3 separate regions of the Homo sapiens genome follow, and all the other regions are linked to region 2. A link is an interaction called in ENCODE POLR2A ChIA-PET data of the cell type or tissue named here. Cell type or tissue: CD4-positive, alpha-beta T cell. All regions are shown on one strand. Each heading gives the region's core, and the rest is flanking DNA. Links, peaks and the distances in the headings are about the cores only.

The links. Peaks named below come from ENCODE experiments on the same cell type or tissue, not always from the same donor. Only the 100,000 strongest peaks of a DNase experiment are listed, where the experiment ranks them.
Region 1: POLR2A ChIA-PET joins it to region 2 with 5 read pairs; 4 of 35 experiments call an interaction of 5 or more read pairs at or near these places.
Region 3: POLR2A ChIA-PET joins it to region 2 with 7 read pairs; 15 of 35 experiments call an interaction of 5 or more read pairs at or near these places.

What each region holds. Positions count from the first base shown.
Region 1 is chr1:101,259,974-101,265,501 of GRCh38, reverse strand. No RefSeq gene overlaps it. Among named protein-coding and RNA genes, the nearest start is that of S1PR1, 26 kb to the right of the region's middle. RefSeq lists an enhancer at 4,944-5,528. In CD4-positive, alpha-beta T cell, for the core only: no CTCF peak of the experiment used is centred there; a DNase peak (open chromatin) is centred at 2,591; H3K4me3 peaks cover 546 bases; H3K27ac peaks cover 1,274 bases.
Region 2 is chr1:100,924,470-100,929,997 of GRCh38, reverse strand. All of the region lies in intron 8 of SLC30A7 (solute carrier family 30 member 7), which reads right to left. Among named protein-coding and RNA genes, the nearest start is that of SLC30A7, 31 kb to the right of the region's middle. In CD4-positive, alpha-beta T cell, for the core only: no CTCF peak of the experiment used is centred there; DNase peaks (open chromatin) are centred at 1,657 and 2,467; H3K4me3 peaks cover 1,300 bases; H3K27ac peaks cover 2,500 bases.
Region 3 is chr1:101,220,505-101,226,032 of GRCh38, reverse strand. No RefSeq gene overlaps it. Among named protein-coding and RNA genes, the nearest start is that of S1PR1-DT, 13 kb to the left of the region's middle. In CD4-positive, alpha-beta T cell, for the core only: no CTCF peak of the experiment used is centred there; no DNase peak of the experiment used is centred there.

The DNA of each region.
Region 1 (5,528 bases), core at 1,472-3,971, 340 kb before region 2:
AAGACAGCATACATATTTATACAACTTTTTTAGTTTTACTGTACAAGGGAACATAAAAATGGGGGGAGGTGGTAGCTGAAGGGAAATAAGGGTTTACAGAGGATTCTAGGTCTTTTTGTTTATTTATGCTTGCTTCTTAATTTGGTATCTATTAGAGTGTGTTTGTAGTTGGGGAAAGAGACGAATGATGGTGGAGAAAAAATAAGAGAAGAAATAGGGACAATATTTGGTTGATAGAACAACTCAGTCCCAGGACAGAATTGGAGAGGATAGCCTTTGGTAAGCACAAAACTATGACAAAAGAAGATGGGGAGAGATGCAGGCAAGATTGTTGATTTGATGGTGGAGAATGAAGAAATTCCCAACTGATGCCTTTTATTTTCTCAAAGAAATATAGTAGTCTTGGGTAGGCTCTGTTTTATGCATTGCAGATCTGTCTCCATCCTAAACTATGATGGCTCAAGGCTCTGGTTCTCATCATTACACAGGAAGAGAGAAACAAGGTGTGGCTCTGAAGAGCTGACAGCCACTTGGCACATGTCACTTCAGTTTTTTGCCTTCTTTCTTTTTACTTCCATTTACAGTCATGTGTGCCAGCTTTCAGACTGGTAAACAAAGGGTGGGGCTGAAGGTCAAAAGGTGATGAGATCTCAATCTGAACTTACTGGCGTGATCAGCTGTGCTTCCTCATTATAATCAGGAAATCCTGGAATGACCCATCCAGCAAGAGCGCATCTGGAGAGAGGGGGCAGGGTGTATGGTAAGGAAGGGAGGGGCTCATCTCCCTTTTCTAGGCTCAAAATGGATGGTCATTTCTTTCATTCATATCTGTGCATATATTCCTATAAATACATGCACATTCAATCTCTGCAATATTTTGTTTGCCCTTTAAGGCTCTGTTGTTTTTATGATCTCCTTCCCCACTAGAGGAGATTTCACTGAATTTATAGATGAGGTCTGTTGATTTACAGATAGAGCAAAGATAGTCAATATTCTGTCTTATGTCATAAAAGCATACAGATATTAGTGGTAAAACAAAGAAAATAAAGCAAAATATATTTCTTTTTTGTTTTCTGTTTGTTTCTTGAGAAAGGGTCTTGCTCTGTCACCCAGGCTGGAGTACAATGGTGTGAACATGGCTTACTGCAGCCTAGGCTTCCTACGCTCAAGACAGCCTCCTGCCTCAGCCTCCTATGTACCTGGGACTACCATTCAGGCTAATTTTTTTCTTTTTTATCTTTTTTTTTTTAATTAGAGACACGATCTTACTGTGTTGCCCAGGCTGGTATTGAACCCCTGGCCTCAAGTAATTCTCTTGCATTGGCCTCCTAAAGTGCTGGGATTATAGGTGTGAACCACAGTACCCAGACACAAGATACATTTCTTGACATGAAAAAATATTCCCAATATATTGCTCAGCAAGGAAAGTAGATTTTTTAAGTGGATATAGGCTGGGTGTGGTGGTTTACACCTGTAATCCCAACACTTTAGGAGGCTGAGGGGGGAGGATAGCTTGAGGCTAGGAGTTTGTGACCAGCCTGGGTAACATAGCAAGATCCCTTCTCTACAAAAAATTTAAAAAGTATTCAGTCTTGGTGGCATGCACCTGTAGCCCCAGCTACTCAGGAGACTGAGGCAGGAAGATCATTTGAACCCAGGAGTTCAAGATTGCTATGAGCTATGATTGTGCCACCACACTCCAGCCTGGGCAACAGAGAGAGACCCTGCCTCTCAAAAAAAAAAAAACAAAAGAGGGCCTGGCACGGTGGCCCACACCTGTAATCCCAGCACTTTGGGAGGCCAAGGTGAGTGGATCACTTGAGGTCAGGAGATCAAGAACATCCTGGCCAACATGGTGAAACCTCTCTCTACTAAAAATACAAAAATTAGCTGGGTGTGGTGGCGCACACCTGTAGTCCCAGCTACTTGGGAGGCTGAGGCAGGAGAATCGCTTGAACCTGGGAGGCGGAGGTTTCAGTGAGCTGAGATCACACCACTGCACTCCAGCCTGGCAACAGATCGAGATTCTGTCTCAAAACAAACAAACAAACAAACAAAAACAGATATACATATATATACAAATATACACTTTTAAATGGCTAACATCTCTTAAGTGATTATTATGTGCCAGTTATAATGTTAACTCTGGATATTGAAAATGAAGGTTACATTTTTTAGATTTTAGCAGTAGTTATTCATTTTTCTATATGCATTGCTTATGTAAATAAAAGTTAATTTTAGAGCCAATATCAGGTTGCTGGTAGACTTTGCCATTTACATGCAGATTCCATGGTTCCTCCTCCCCATTTGCAGCCTATAATTGTATCAGACATGAGGTTTGGGAGTTCTTTGCTCTAGCCTGACTGAAGCTTTTCTCTGCTCTTTAACACTTGCCATGGTTTTGGGGCTAAGTTTGGAATGCCCTGTAGAAGCTGATAATTTCCTGAGCTCCGTAATTTGCTAACAACAAATTTCATGTGTTCAGCAACATTAGCTTAATCTAATTCCTGTTCTCTTCTAAAAGAAGCTCCCGGGCTTCAGAGAGCATATGCATGGCTTCCCATTACTTCAGGGTTTGTGGCTTTGACCTCAGAAGTCTCTTAACTGCTTGAATGCCAGAAGCAGTTCCATCCTGTGACTGCTTGCTGTCAGAAAGAAGGCAATAAATGCCTCCTCCACACTCTTAATGGTCTCGTTTTCCACTCTACAACGTCTCTGTGTACAAGAAATAAAACTTCACCTTTTCTCTCTTATCAAGTCTGAGCCCAAGAGAGATTGTAAAAGTGTGCTCAGAGGAACCAAGTATGTTTTCACAACTTGTCTATCTTATTCCAATCAGGAAGTTACCCGACAACCGAATAACTGCTTTTTTTTTTTAACCCTACCCTTTGTCTTCTATAAACTGAGTTTCTTCTTAGGGAGTTAGCCTGCCTGCTAAACTCTGAAAACCATATGATTCGTTTTTAAGCCTGCTGACAATAACAGGCATATTGTTAAAATTGTTGGAAATCTTTGTCCTGATTTCCCTCTCTTGAAGTTGAAAATGATCTGAATGTTGGCATCCCACAGTTCCTATTAAACCTCCCTGTTTCCTTTGGAGATCACAGCTGAAGGAAGAGGGCTGGCAACACATCCCTAAAGGTGATGTTTTAAAAAGAGTAATCCAGGTGAACAAAAAAGGGACAGAAACCCACTATTATCATGTTTCCTGATTCGTCAAGGAGGCTTTCTGACTACCCTATTGGCTGATCTTTTGGATATTGTGCTATTTCGCCATAGTTTCCTAGGGAGTATTTTCCTGAACAACTAGTTACGCTTGTTTTACGTAACAGGAAAAGAATACTCTTTTTAATTCTAAACTTTTTTTTAATAATTCTAAACTTTTCTTTCTGAAAGCTACTTAAACTCTTAAAATAAGACCCTAATTTGAATTAAAAAGAAAAAAAAGTAAAAGTACAAGAAGACTCAATCAGAAACTAAATTGTTGTCTTTTATTTCCTAGCTTTTTTATCTGCTCCGCATCCCTGTTCCTGATTACTGATTTTCCCTGCAGTTATTTGGATCCAATTACCTCCACCAGTTAGTTGATTTTCCTCTATTTTAATCCAAAGGGCCATTATTGACCAAGGGCAGGGCTGGACCTCAGGAATGGGAGGCACAATGGTTAAAGCTAGGCCTTGATCACAACTAGAAAAATGACTCAGAATGCACGTCCTTTTCCAAGTGGGTTGGTGACCGCTTCTTTGTCTACAAAGGTCGGCATATTCACTGCATTCTTTTTCCTTTTCTCTTTTTTTTTCTTTTTCTAGGCAACTGTGGCAGGGGGAAATGGTATTTCTTCCAAAGAGTATAAAGCAGAATACTTGGGGAAAGGACCAGAAGCAGATTTGCCTGGACATCTCACTTTTCTGCTTGGTGGATCTTGAGAGTGAATAGTCTCAGCCACCATCTGAGATCTGTGCACCACCGCCTGTCACCTCAGGCTGATATCGTGATTGCTTTAAACGCTTAAGGATCACCTGCACACGTTGTTCTTCATGGGACCCATGAGTCAAATGACATGTACAGAGATACAGAGGCTATGTGAGTCAAGGATATCCCTATGTTTATACAAACAATTTCTTAAAATTTAACAGTTAATAAATATGACATATAGAAATTGATTATTATTAATACCTTATGCCCATCAATAGCTGCAGTATTGCACACTAATCAAATGGATTAGCAAGGATCATTTCTTCAAAGTGCCTCTGATATCACCAGTGAAAAGTTTCCTGAAAGTCACAGCAGCACAAGGGCAAAAAAAAAAAAAAAAAAAAAAAAAAAAACTCTATTTCAAAATGATAGAAACTCTAGGAACTAACATTGTTCTCTTTTAAGATAAAAGGATGTATCCCCATCCTCTGAAACAGGAACCTGTGAAATCTTTCTTTATTATGAGATAGGAAGCTCTAAAAGAATCCTCTTCATTTTCCCTTAGAGACAAACCAATCAAGGAAATCACAAGGAAGAAGGATATGTCAGTGTGAGATGAAAGAGATTAAATAAGCTTTAGTTTAGTTTATATAATTCTTTGAAGACACTCCTTCTTTTATTCCTTTCTCCTCTCTAATTCTTAAAATGCCAGCCCCATAACCACTCTGAATCATCATTTTAATCTGAGAGAAAGTTCACTTTGATTCCAGAGGATGCTGAGGAGTACTTCATATCAAATACCTATACATTCTTTAGGGAGAATTCATCTCTCTACATTCTCGAAGATACCCCCCACCATACACACACAGGAAAACACACATACATGTTCATGCCCACACACTCAGTCACTCACATTTTTTTTTCTTTAGTGAGTGCTTAATCAGGTTTTTCCTTGACCCACCCATTATCATTTAGCAAAACCTCAGAGAATAAAAAAAAAACAGCAGGGCTCTGTACACCACCTCCAAATGCCACAATGGCACAACTGTGACTGATGAATGAATTGTCCATCCTTGCACAGAAGTTGAAAGCAAACTCCAAAGAATCCTAGTTGTGATGGCCAGGATTTTAGAGATTAGAATTCCAGTACATTTTATTTTCGGTAACCTAATGGGGCAGAGCACTATGAGCAAGAATGCACAAAACAAAGCCAGAGACAGAGAAAAAATATGAACAAGAAAAGGGAGAAAATAAGGATAGATGGTAGCAGATGCTTTAAAATGGAAAATTAAATATGATATTTTAAATTAAGAATAATCTAAACAGAACAGGGGAAAATAATTTAGCCTGCAAGAACAAAACAGAGGCCAGGCATAGCTCATGCCTGTAATCCCAGTGCTTTGGGAGGCTGATGCTGGAGGATCACTGGAGCCAGGAGTTTGAGACCTGCCTAGCCAACACAGCAAGACTCTGTCTCTCAAAAGACATTTTTAAAACTCAAGAATGGAGGAGGAAGTGGTGAAATTAGCCTAGGGGGAAAAAAAAGAAGCTGGAACCAAAATAATATGGAGACCTTCACTGTTAGCAATTTTAAGTGGTTAAAATCTGTATTT
Region 2 (5,528 bases), core at 1,423-3,922:
AACTGCAGTGAGATTCAAAGCTACAACTAATTGTTCAGATTTCTGCATTCTAAGTTATGAATTCATCTTCTATCCCAACTCACCTTAGGGAAAAAAGGAGCAGAACTACTCTGAAAGCTCTTATAGGAATCATATTTTCAGAAAATAAAAAATCACACTCTTACATTATATTCATTCTCCTGTTTTTCATTGCAAAACAAAATTCATCACAATACAACTCAGTTTTACCCCAAAATTTATTATCACCCTTTGTCTGTGTAGAAAATGTTGAAAAAAAAAAACCTGTCTTTTTCTAAGAAATAACTTTCACTGTGGAAGTGAAAATGGAACGCTGGGCAAGCTAGAAGGGATAGACATATATTTCCATGGCACGTTTTCAACTGAGCAGCAGTAGACCCAGAGAATTTAAAAGAAGTGCCACTATTTCTCTTGCTATTGATGAACTGCAAATACTGAATATATAAAAATTAATGGTAGGGAAAAATACTTCTTTATACTCTATTTAGTTGATTTTTTAAGAGTTTTCACTATTTCCTAAAATCAGGCAAATTTTTACCAATTTGAAAAACATCTCAGAGTGATCTCCTTGCAAATAGTTCTTTATCAGGTGTACATTTAAATAAATTCAGTTTGTTTTCTTTTTTAAATGAAAAAAATGCTGAACTAGAATTTCTTTATTTTGTACTTTGGAGCTACTTTTTAACTGACTTTCATTAAAAAACTTATGCTTTTTTAAAGTCTAAGTCAAAAATGTTACCATAGAGAAATTAGGCAAGAGATGTAATTTTAAAATTACACTACCCAGAGAGAGCCAATTAACATTCTGGGAAATATATTCTCTATATATATGAATGCTAATTGGGATCTGGTGTGTACAGGCACGCACACACACACACACACACACTCTCTATATATAGTTTCTCCCTCATACATGTAAAGATAAATGCGTAGTTTAGACACAGACCTTTTACAAGAATTTTTCTTATGTGTTGCTCTGTACCTTGTTGTCATTTATTACCATTGAATCTAAGCCTTTGCTGACAACTTAGTCATCCAAAACTTAATATTGACTTAAAATAATGACTATACTATTACCTTTCATCTGAAACCTGTGAATGCTCTCTGATGCTGACCAAGCTTAATAATCTACATATAGTAGAAGTTCAATAATTTTTTTAAAAATGTGCCTAAAAATGATTGTAAAGAAATACTGCTAACAGTGGTTATGTGACCTCTGCGTGTTGTGATCCTAGTTTTTCTTTACTTCATATGCTTTCCACTATTTTCAAAATTTTCTACCATGATCATATTTTATAATCAGAAAACTATTAAAAATTTTCTTACAAAGAATATGTCATATGCATAATACAAACAAAAATATTATGAAAAATAAAATAAAATAATCTCAGAATAAAAGAAAAAATCCAAAAGAAAACCCACAAAAATATTAACATGGGTCTCTTATGGTAATTTTTCCTTATCTTTTTCTATATTTTACCAAGTTTCTTTGTCAACATAATTATTCCCATAATTAAAAAAACTACTTTTAAATATGCAATTTCATTAAATCCTCAGCCTCTTCTCTAAATAGCCACATAGCATGTTCATGCTCTACCTGAAAACTGACCAATGGAGGGCACTGTCTTCCCTAGAGCACTATTAAGAAGCGCCGTTTTCTCTCCTACACTCCAGTACTGTTGGGGCTTGTGGTGAGGCAGATGTCCTTCTTGCTTGTCACTACCACTATTTATCACAGTTCCTACTACTTCTTCCCTACAGCACAGTTTCCTTAAGGCCCGTGCCATTAGATCATTACACCCTCTACCCATCTTGATTACCAGGGTTACAATTCCTGATTGCCCCCCTTCAGTCACTGAAAAATTTGGTAATGGGCTTATTATCTTTCCACCTCTACTCTTTTCATTATTCTTGATTTAAATTATCCATGTGGGCAATCCACCCATCATCAGGTCTCTATATGCTAAGCTTATCTTCTGCCCCTATAATCACACCTTAAGCCTTAAGATCTCAATTCCAAGCATCTCATAATCTGAACAACCCTTTCTATTTCTGGATCAATTCCCCTAATACCTCCATTCTTAATACTTCTTCCCAAACAGGGAAGATAGGCTCAGTGGATTAGATTGACCCTATCTTAGGCCACTAAGTGGATTAGACCACTGAACCTAACACTTTTTTTTAAAGCATGCATCAATTACCTTTATATCTTAATTTCTCACCACTCTAATCCCTGCCTTGCCCCTTTCTCACTGTCAGTACTCACCTGACAAAACCCCAAACCTGTTAAATCTAACTCTCTGTCTATTCCATACCTCTTACCAAGTAGCTGAACAAGACTGAAGAAAAACACAACTATTCTGGTTGTTTGCACTTTAAATTCATGACCACAAACCTCAAAGTGGGCCCTCTGTGCTGCCAGGCAATCACACTGCTCCCCTTTACAGCAAAAGGCTTTGAAAAGGAGTTGACTTAGTTGCTATCTCCATTTCCTCCCCTCCCATTCTCTCTCGAAGCTACTCTGTCTGATCAGGCTTTCATTCTCATCACTCTTCTTAGTCCCAGCAGCATTTAGCAGAGTTGATTAGTCCTTCCTGTTTAACAGGTTTCTTTACAAGGCTTCTAAAACAACATATGGTTGTATCTTTCTTCCCACCTCGCTGGTCATTCCACTTTACTCTTCTTGGTTGCACCTGCCTCCTGACCAACCCCAGGGCTCAGTTCTCAGGCCTCCCCTCCTCTATCAATACTCGGTCTCAGAATAAACTGTCTATTAAATATGGCTTTAAACAACATATATAATCTGATGACACCCAAATTTCTATCTTCCACCCCAACCTGCTCCCTGAACTCTAGAGATGCAGATATATAAACATGTATCTACCACTCTCTGCCCTGCTCATTGCGCTCCAGTTACACTGCCCTTCTTGTCATCCTTGTATCTGGCATGCTCCTGCCTCAGTGTGTTTATACTTGAAGTTCCCTCACCAGGGATATTCTTCCTCTGAACAGTCCCATATTCCTCTCCTCCACCATTTAGTCTCTGCTCCAATATTACCCTATGCAGAAGACTTTCCAAGCCCTTCTAAAATAGCATCTTAGCCTACTCTATGGCATTTGTCACCAACTGACAGTCCATTATCTATTTGCATGTTCGTTTGCTTTATTGACTGTCTCCCTATTAAAATGTAAGCTCCATGAGGGTAGGCTATTTGCCTGGCACAGAGTGGGTACTAAAACATTTGTTGAATTTTAAGATACATGAAACTTTTCTGTTACCTTCAAAGGGTGGGCTTATGAGAACCTTTTAATAGGTAAGTTATACATTTCAGTAATGTTTAAAATTTTCACAATAAGAATGTTAATATAGTTTAGATATGTGTGCCTGCCCAAAACTCATGCTGAATTGTAATCCCCAGTGCTGGAGGTGGGGCCTGGTGGGAGGTGTTTGGATCATGGGGACAGATCCCTCATGGCTTGGTGCTGTCTTCACAATAGTGACTTATTTCCAGATTTAGTCATTGTTTTTTCTCTCTCTCTCTTTCACCACGCTACATGCCTGCTCTGCCTTCACCTTCCACCATGACTGTAAGATTCCTGAGGCCTCCCCAGGAGCTAAGCAGATGCCAGCACTATGCTTTCTGTAAAGCCTACGGAACTGTGAGCCAATAAAACCTCTCTTCTTTATAGACTACCCAGTCTCAGGTATATCTTTATAGCAATGCAAAGTATTACTTTGGTTATCAGAAAAACAAGAGCAAATAATAAAAATATCAAAGCTTAACAATAACAAAAAGAAATCCAATCATATGACCTGAAACTATGTATCTATGTAAGTTACAGAGAAGTTTATAAGTAGGTCAGTAGGACCTAGACAAGGATGACAAATAAGTTTTACCTTGGAAGCCTACTGTAGTTGACTGGTTGTGGTTGCTTGAAGCACTATATTGAAAGGGCCCCTGACGCTAAATCAGTTTTAGCAGGCAGGAGTACCATACTGAGGGATATCTTCCAGGAAAACAGAAGGGGTGGGAATTGTGGCATTCATGCTAGATGAATTCCAATGCCAGATGAATACCAACCACTCCATGACTTTAAATCCAGGTGTGGACTATTTTCAACCCTTTCTGTTCAGTTGATTGCTCCCAAGAATGCCTATTTGTACACTCTTTGTCTATTTGAACTCTCCATATCAATGTCTGAGAGATCTCAAACTTATATCCAAAACAGAATTTTTTATCTACAGTCCTCTTTAAAAATAAAAACATTACCTTTCTCCCAGTCCCCTCTCTTTTAGTAATGACACCTCATTCACTCAGTTGCCCAGATTAAAAACTCTAGAAACTATCCTTAATTCCCCTCTTTCACTCAACCCTGACCCACACATTTATATTCTCAAGCAAATCTTGTTAGCTGTACCCCAAAGCATTTTCTAACTTTTCTGTGTCTCTCCATTTCTAAGGTTAGTACCTAAGACCAAGCCACCATGGCCTCTCACCTGGTCCACTTTAAATAATAGCCTTCTAGCTGGTCTGCCTGTTCTCACTTGTGCCCCCTTATAATCTATTATCCACACAGCAGCCAAAATCATTTTTTAAAACAAATATCCTTATTGTGTCCCATTGCACTTGGAATAAAATCCAAACTCCTAACCCTAGGTAGTCTTCCCCAGCCTATTTCTCCAACTTTATCTCAAACCACTCTCCTCTTACTCCCTATGCTTCAGCCATGCTGGCCTCCTTTCAGTATCAAAGCTGCTTTTACCACAAGGCTTTTCTACCAACTGATACCTAGACTAGAATGTTCTTCCTCTGACAAGCTTTTCTTACGACAATAAGATCTCAGGTTAAAGGCCTCTTCTTCAGAAGTCTTCCAGATCTACTCAATTTAAAGTGGCAACTCAGTCACTATCATATAATCCTATCTTAAATCCACACAATACAAATAACTATTTGGCATTTGAGCCGTCTAATTTATTAATTTGTTTATTGTCTCACTCTCCTATTATAGGATCAAGACAGTGAAGATCTTATCTACGATTAAGTAGGTGAGAGGGCCTGCTTAATAAATATTTGGTGAAGATGATTTGTGCAGTTTTCTTCATGTGTGTTATATTCAGTAAAACAAGTTTTCTTTGTGTGTCTGTGTATGTTTACTTATTTATACTAGAGGAATAAATGAATGAGAACAGAACTAAGTAAGAATTCCCAATTTGGAATTAAAGTAATTCTCTGAGGTTGAAAAAAAAAACCCACAAATTTATTTTGATTCAAATTCAAAGTGTACCAATTTTTTTTTTCTTTTTTTTTTTTGGCCAGGGAGATTTAGGTGCTGACTTTAAAACAATGAAAAAACAATTTGCCCTAATGGAGCTTGAGGGCAATAACAAATAGGCTATGGTAAGTAAATGCCATGAAAAGGGTACTACAGTAGAAGGTGCTATACATGCAATCAACCCAGCCTGGGAGGTAGAGAATCAGGAAATGCTTCCCAAAGAAATGCCATTTAAA
Region 3 (5,528 bases), core at 2,074-4,573, 300 kb before region 2:
GTTTATTTGCTGTAACCAGTAGGACCGAGAAGGGGAAAAGACATGGGTGCAAACCTCCATATTTTAGCAGAAATATCCATTCATAATTTCCTAAAATAGTAATAATTTTTATTTTAATCAAATGTATACACGATTTTAAATGAGATATTTTTGTAAAACTTATTAAAGAATGATTCCTGCCCCACGGTTTTTGCTCCCCAATGGTAACTACTTTTACCTCTTTCACTTTTCCTTTGTGTATTTTCCTCTTATTTCCTAATTATGTTGACACTTTTTTTTTTTTTTGAGATGGAGTCTCGCTCTGTCGCCCAGGCTAGAGTGCATTGGCAAGATCTCAGCTCACTGCAAGCTCCACCTCCAGGGTTCACGCCATTCTCCTGCCTCAGCCTCCCGAGTAGCTGGGACTGCAGGCGCCCGCCACCACACTCGGCTAATTTTTTGTCTTTTTAGTAGAGATGGGGTTTCACCGTGTTAGCCAGGATGGTCTCCATCTCCTGACCTCGTGATCCGCCCACCTCGGCCTCCCAAAGTGTTGGGATTACGGGCGTGAGCCACTGCGCCCAGCTGACACTTTTTTTATTTTTTCAGTTTTAGATATTATGTGTTGACTTTGTCCTGTGAATATTAGGATTTAGCTCTCTTAAACACACTGCTTCTTTCCTGTAGGAGATAAAGAAAAAACCAACCAAACAAACAAAAAACAAAAAAAAACACACTTCTGCCCCTTCCCCCCCACATACATAATTTTCCACTCTTTATAGGTTAAATATTAACATATATTCTTATGACTATGCAGATTTTACTTACAGTTTGGCCATGCATGTACTATGATATATTTGTGTATATATAATGTATGTACATGTATATCACATGTATATATTACATGTATGTACATGTATATTACATATATTACATGTATATACATGTATATTACATATATTACATGTATATACATGTATATTACATATATTATACATAATATTCATGTATATACATGTATATTACATATATTACAAATATTCATGTATACTTTTTGGTTTTTTTTTTTCTTTACTCAGTTTTCTATGTACTTACTGCAATTTATCCACACATTCTTGGAGCATTAAAACACATGAGAAAATATATCAAATTCATGGATACATCACTCCTGAGTTTTCTGTCTTCCTCTCCAGTCCTAGGTGCTGCATAATTTTCATCCTGGGGGTTGCTTTCACCAGTCTCCTGGTTGGAGTTTCATTTCCTGAATCTCCTTCATTCTTTGGTTAAGCCTTTCTATTGATGGAGCTCAGCTTCCAGAAATTTCCTGGTTGATATAATATGGAAAATAAATTCCCTGAGAAGTTGAATGTATAAAAATGTATTTATTCTGCCTTCATTCTTTACTCATAGTTTGACTGAATACAGAATTTTAGGTTAGAAGTTATTTCCCTTGAGGATTTAAAAGGCATTTTTCCATTGTCTTCTGGTATCCAGTGTTGCTATTAAGAACTTTGATGCCATTCTGATTCCCTGTTCTTTCATGTAGGCTGTTTTAATTGCTTTTTTCCCTTTCTACATGCTCTTCTTACAATATAACATTTATACTCCTCCATCAAAGCTGGAATGTATGTTGCCTCTACTTGAACCTGGTGGACCTTTGTAACCAGAATGAGATATTAATGATGCTACCTGACTTCCAAGGCTAGATAATAATAATAATAATAATAAATGGCTAATGTGGTCTCTCTCTCTCTCTCTCTCATGCCTGTGCATGTGTGAGCACCTTGTGAGCTCACATCATGATTGTCTTAGTCCATTCCTGCTGCTACAATAAAATATCTCAGACTGGTTATTTATAAACAACAGAAATGTATTGCTTACAGTTCTGGAGACTGAGAAATCCAAGATCAAGGTGTTGGCAGATTTAGTGTCTGGCGAAGGCTGCTCTCTGCTTCCAAGATGGGTATCTCAATCTAAGTGTATTTACAAGATGGTATCTTTTTGCTATGTCTTCACATGGTGGAAGGGGAGAACACTGTGTCCTCACATGGCAGGAGAGATGGAAAGGCCAGGCAGTTCTCTGGGGCCTCTTTTATAAGGATGCTAATCCCTTCTTGAGGACTCCATCCTCAATCACTTCCCAAAGACCTCACCTCTTAATACCATCAGCTTGGGGTTTAAATTCCAATATACAACATATGAACTTTAAATGAACACATACATTCAAACCATAACAATGATATAGATACCACATGAGAGGAGGAGGAGGAGGAGGAGGAGGAGAGGAGAGAGAGAGAGAGAGAGAGAGAGAGAGAGAGAGAGGGAGAGGGAGAGAGAGAGAGAGAGAGAGAGAGAGAGAGAGAGAGAGAGAGAGAGAGAGAAATGTGAATGGTACCTCAGCTATCTCAGCCCTAGCTGGTCAAGTCTTCCCAGATATATGAGGGAAGGCTTTGAAATGTTCAAGCCCAAGCCACAGACTAAAACCTCTTGAGACACTGAGCCAGAACAACCCAGCTGAGCCACTCTGCATTCTTGTCTCTCAGGAATCGTGAGAGATAGTAAGTATGTTATGGTTTTAAGCCACTAAATTTTAGAGCAATTTGTTGTTACACAGCCACAGTAAATAGGACAATTTATCACTCCACTTCCCACTTCCATCTACGCTTTTAAGATTCTCTCTTTGTCTTGAGTTTTCTGAAAGTTCACAGTGATCTGTCCGAGCATGGCTCTTTGACTCTTTTTCCATACATTTTCTTAGGCACCCATTGAAAAATTCAACTTAGAAACTGCCTTCAGTTAAGATGAGTTATTTAAATTAATTAAATCTTCAAATTATTTTTTGTTAATTTCACTTTCCCTATTTTCTTTATTCTTTTACTAAAAAATTTATATTATTTTGATGATAAAACTCCTGAATCAATCACATAGGTCACTTTTCTAACTTCATGTGGGAGTTTCTTGACTGCACTTCGCAAGCCTTTATCTCTCACTCAACAAATATTTACTAAGACCCTACTCTGTGCTAAGATGCAGCAATACAAAATAAGTTAACTGAGATTTTAATTTCTACTATCAAATATTTAATTTTAAGAACTTATTTTTGTTTTCTGAGTGTTACATGTTGTTTTCTCCTTTTTTGTTCTAGGTTTTCTTCATCCTCATTATCGCATTTTTTGTTTTTTTTTTAGTCTCTAACTTTCATGTTAGCAGCTTAGCTAACATCACTGATGATTCTTGGATGTCATTTGTTAATATTTTAGACGCACACACAACTATGGGAGCACTATATGTTGTTAACAGGTAGACATTGCTGCAAGATTATCTGGCTGAGCCATTTTACTGGGAGACTCCTGATTCTGGGATATTCATTTATTTAAAGAAAAATCTTTCACTCTTCTTTCTAGAAGATATAAACCGATTCCAGCATTCCTGGAAGAGTGGGTGAATGTAGCTGGGCTATCTCATCACTCAGCATATAGACTTCAGCTTAACCCTCCCGTTTCTACTGTGGCCTTCCACAGAGTCATTCCGTTCACTCTCTCTATCCCGTCTTCTGCCCCAATATGGAAAAAACAGTCCTGGCTCTGCTGGGTTGGGGATGAATCTTGGTGGGACAGGATGAAGGAGAGAGGACGGTCTAACTACTTCTTAAGCAGACTTTCAGTTTTCATCTTAAGTCTCACCCCTACTTTCAGAGGTACCTACAACCCCTAATTTGGAGGTACCTACAACCCCTAATTTGGAGGCCTTCCTTGGGTTCTATTGAGCAACTCAGCTTCCTTCTGTGCTTCCTTCATTACAGCTCTAGTTTTCTATTTTCTCAGTTGCACTCAGCAAATTAACACTCATCTACCTGCTTTTCAGTTTCCAAAATTTGGTTGTTGTCATCTGTCTTTTCCTTTTCTTTGTTTATGAAAAAAAAATCCCTTTACTATTGTATCAGTGAAGTTTTAAGACTGGAGGGAAGTGAAAGTGTTCAATTCACCATCTCTGAACAGAGGTCATTTTCATTTTCTCTTCAACCCATCCATACAGCTCTCTTGACCTTACTCTTTCTGAGGACACAAATGACTCCCTAATCATCACAGCCAAGGACCCCTACTGACTTCTCATTCTAAAGGATCCCCCTGTGCCGTTTGACACTGTTGACCACCTCCTCGTTCAAACTCTTCCCTCTGTTTTCTGTGACACTGCTCTGTCTCATTCTCTTCTGACTCAGATCACTCTTTCCCAGTATTCTTACTTGGCTTCTTTTTCTATATTACCTTAAATATCCTTACTCCTGGGAAAATAATGATATAATCTGGATTATGTGCCAGGCACTGTACTAAATAGGCACTTTGTGTGTAATACATTTATCTTCTCAACAACTCAGGTAGGTATTATTAAGTAACCCATTTCACAGGTGAAGAGATCAAGGGCACAAGAAACTTAAGTAATTTGTCCAAAGTCTCGCAGCTTTTTACCACTGTACCTATTACCTCTACAAATGCTACATTTTTTAGTTTTCCCTCTTATTTGTTTGCAGTTTGCTGGACTTTCTCATCTACTTCCAGAACTTAATCTCTCACATATACCTATATTCAGACAACTCTGAACTGTCCGTTTTCAGTCCTACCTTTCTTCTAAGCTCCAAAACTCAATGTCCAAATATTTATTGGAAACTTCCATCTGCATGTCCCACAAACACCTCAAAATCAAAATATCTGAGGTCCAAACATGTCATTTTCACAACTCTTTCTTCTCAAAAGAACTCAACTTGTTTGGTTTTTATATATATCAGTTAATGGCATCAGCATTTACCTCCACGGGAAAGTTAGAACACTCAACGTTTGTTCCGACTGCTCACTCTCTCACCTTCTGTGTGAAATTTGCTGCTAAGACTGTTGTTCTCTGAAGGGCCTTCTGATTTCATTGCATTTCCTCATCATCCTCCCACTATCCTTGTCAGGCCCTTACGTGCTCTTGATAACAGCTTCCTCCTAACTAGTCTCAGCTCTAATCTGCCACATCACCATCAGAGCTATCTTTCTAAATACTTTTTTAAGATCTGTTCATTCTACTTATTTAGGGTTGACAGGTGATTGACTCTAAACAACCAAGTCTTGGGAAAGAAGGGGCTCCTCACATACAAAAAAATAGCAAGGTACCTTAAAAAACATCTCATGTATACGTTTACAGATTAATACACATATACCAGGAAAAAATAAAAGCTGTAATGTTCCAAAGCATCGGTGATTAAGGACCAATGAGAAACTAAGATAAAGCAATTCTGAACTTATACTGATGAGCTGGACATTCATTTATTTATTAACAATTATTTATTGAGCACCTACTGTGAACCAGCAGGCATTCTTCTAGGAACTGGGACTGCTGCCATGAAAAAGACAGATAAGGTTCCTGATACCATGCAGTTTATATTCCTGTAAAGAAGACAAATGAATAAGCAAATAAATATGTAAGAAAATATCGGATGACAAGGAGTACAATGCTGAGAGCTAGGACAGGATGACTGCCTTAAGTCGTTCTTCTGGGTGGCCAGGGTTGGC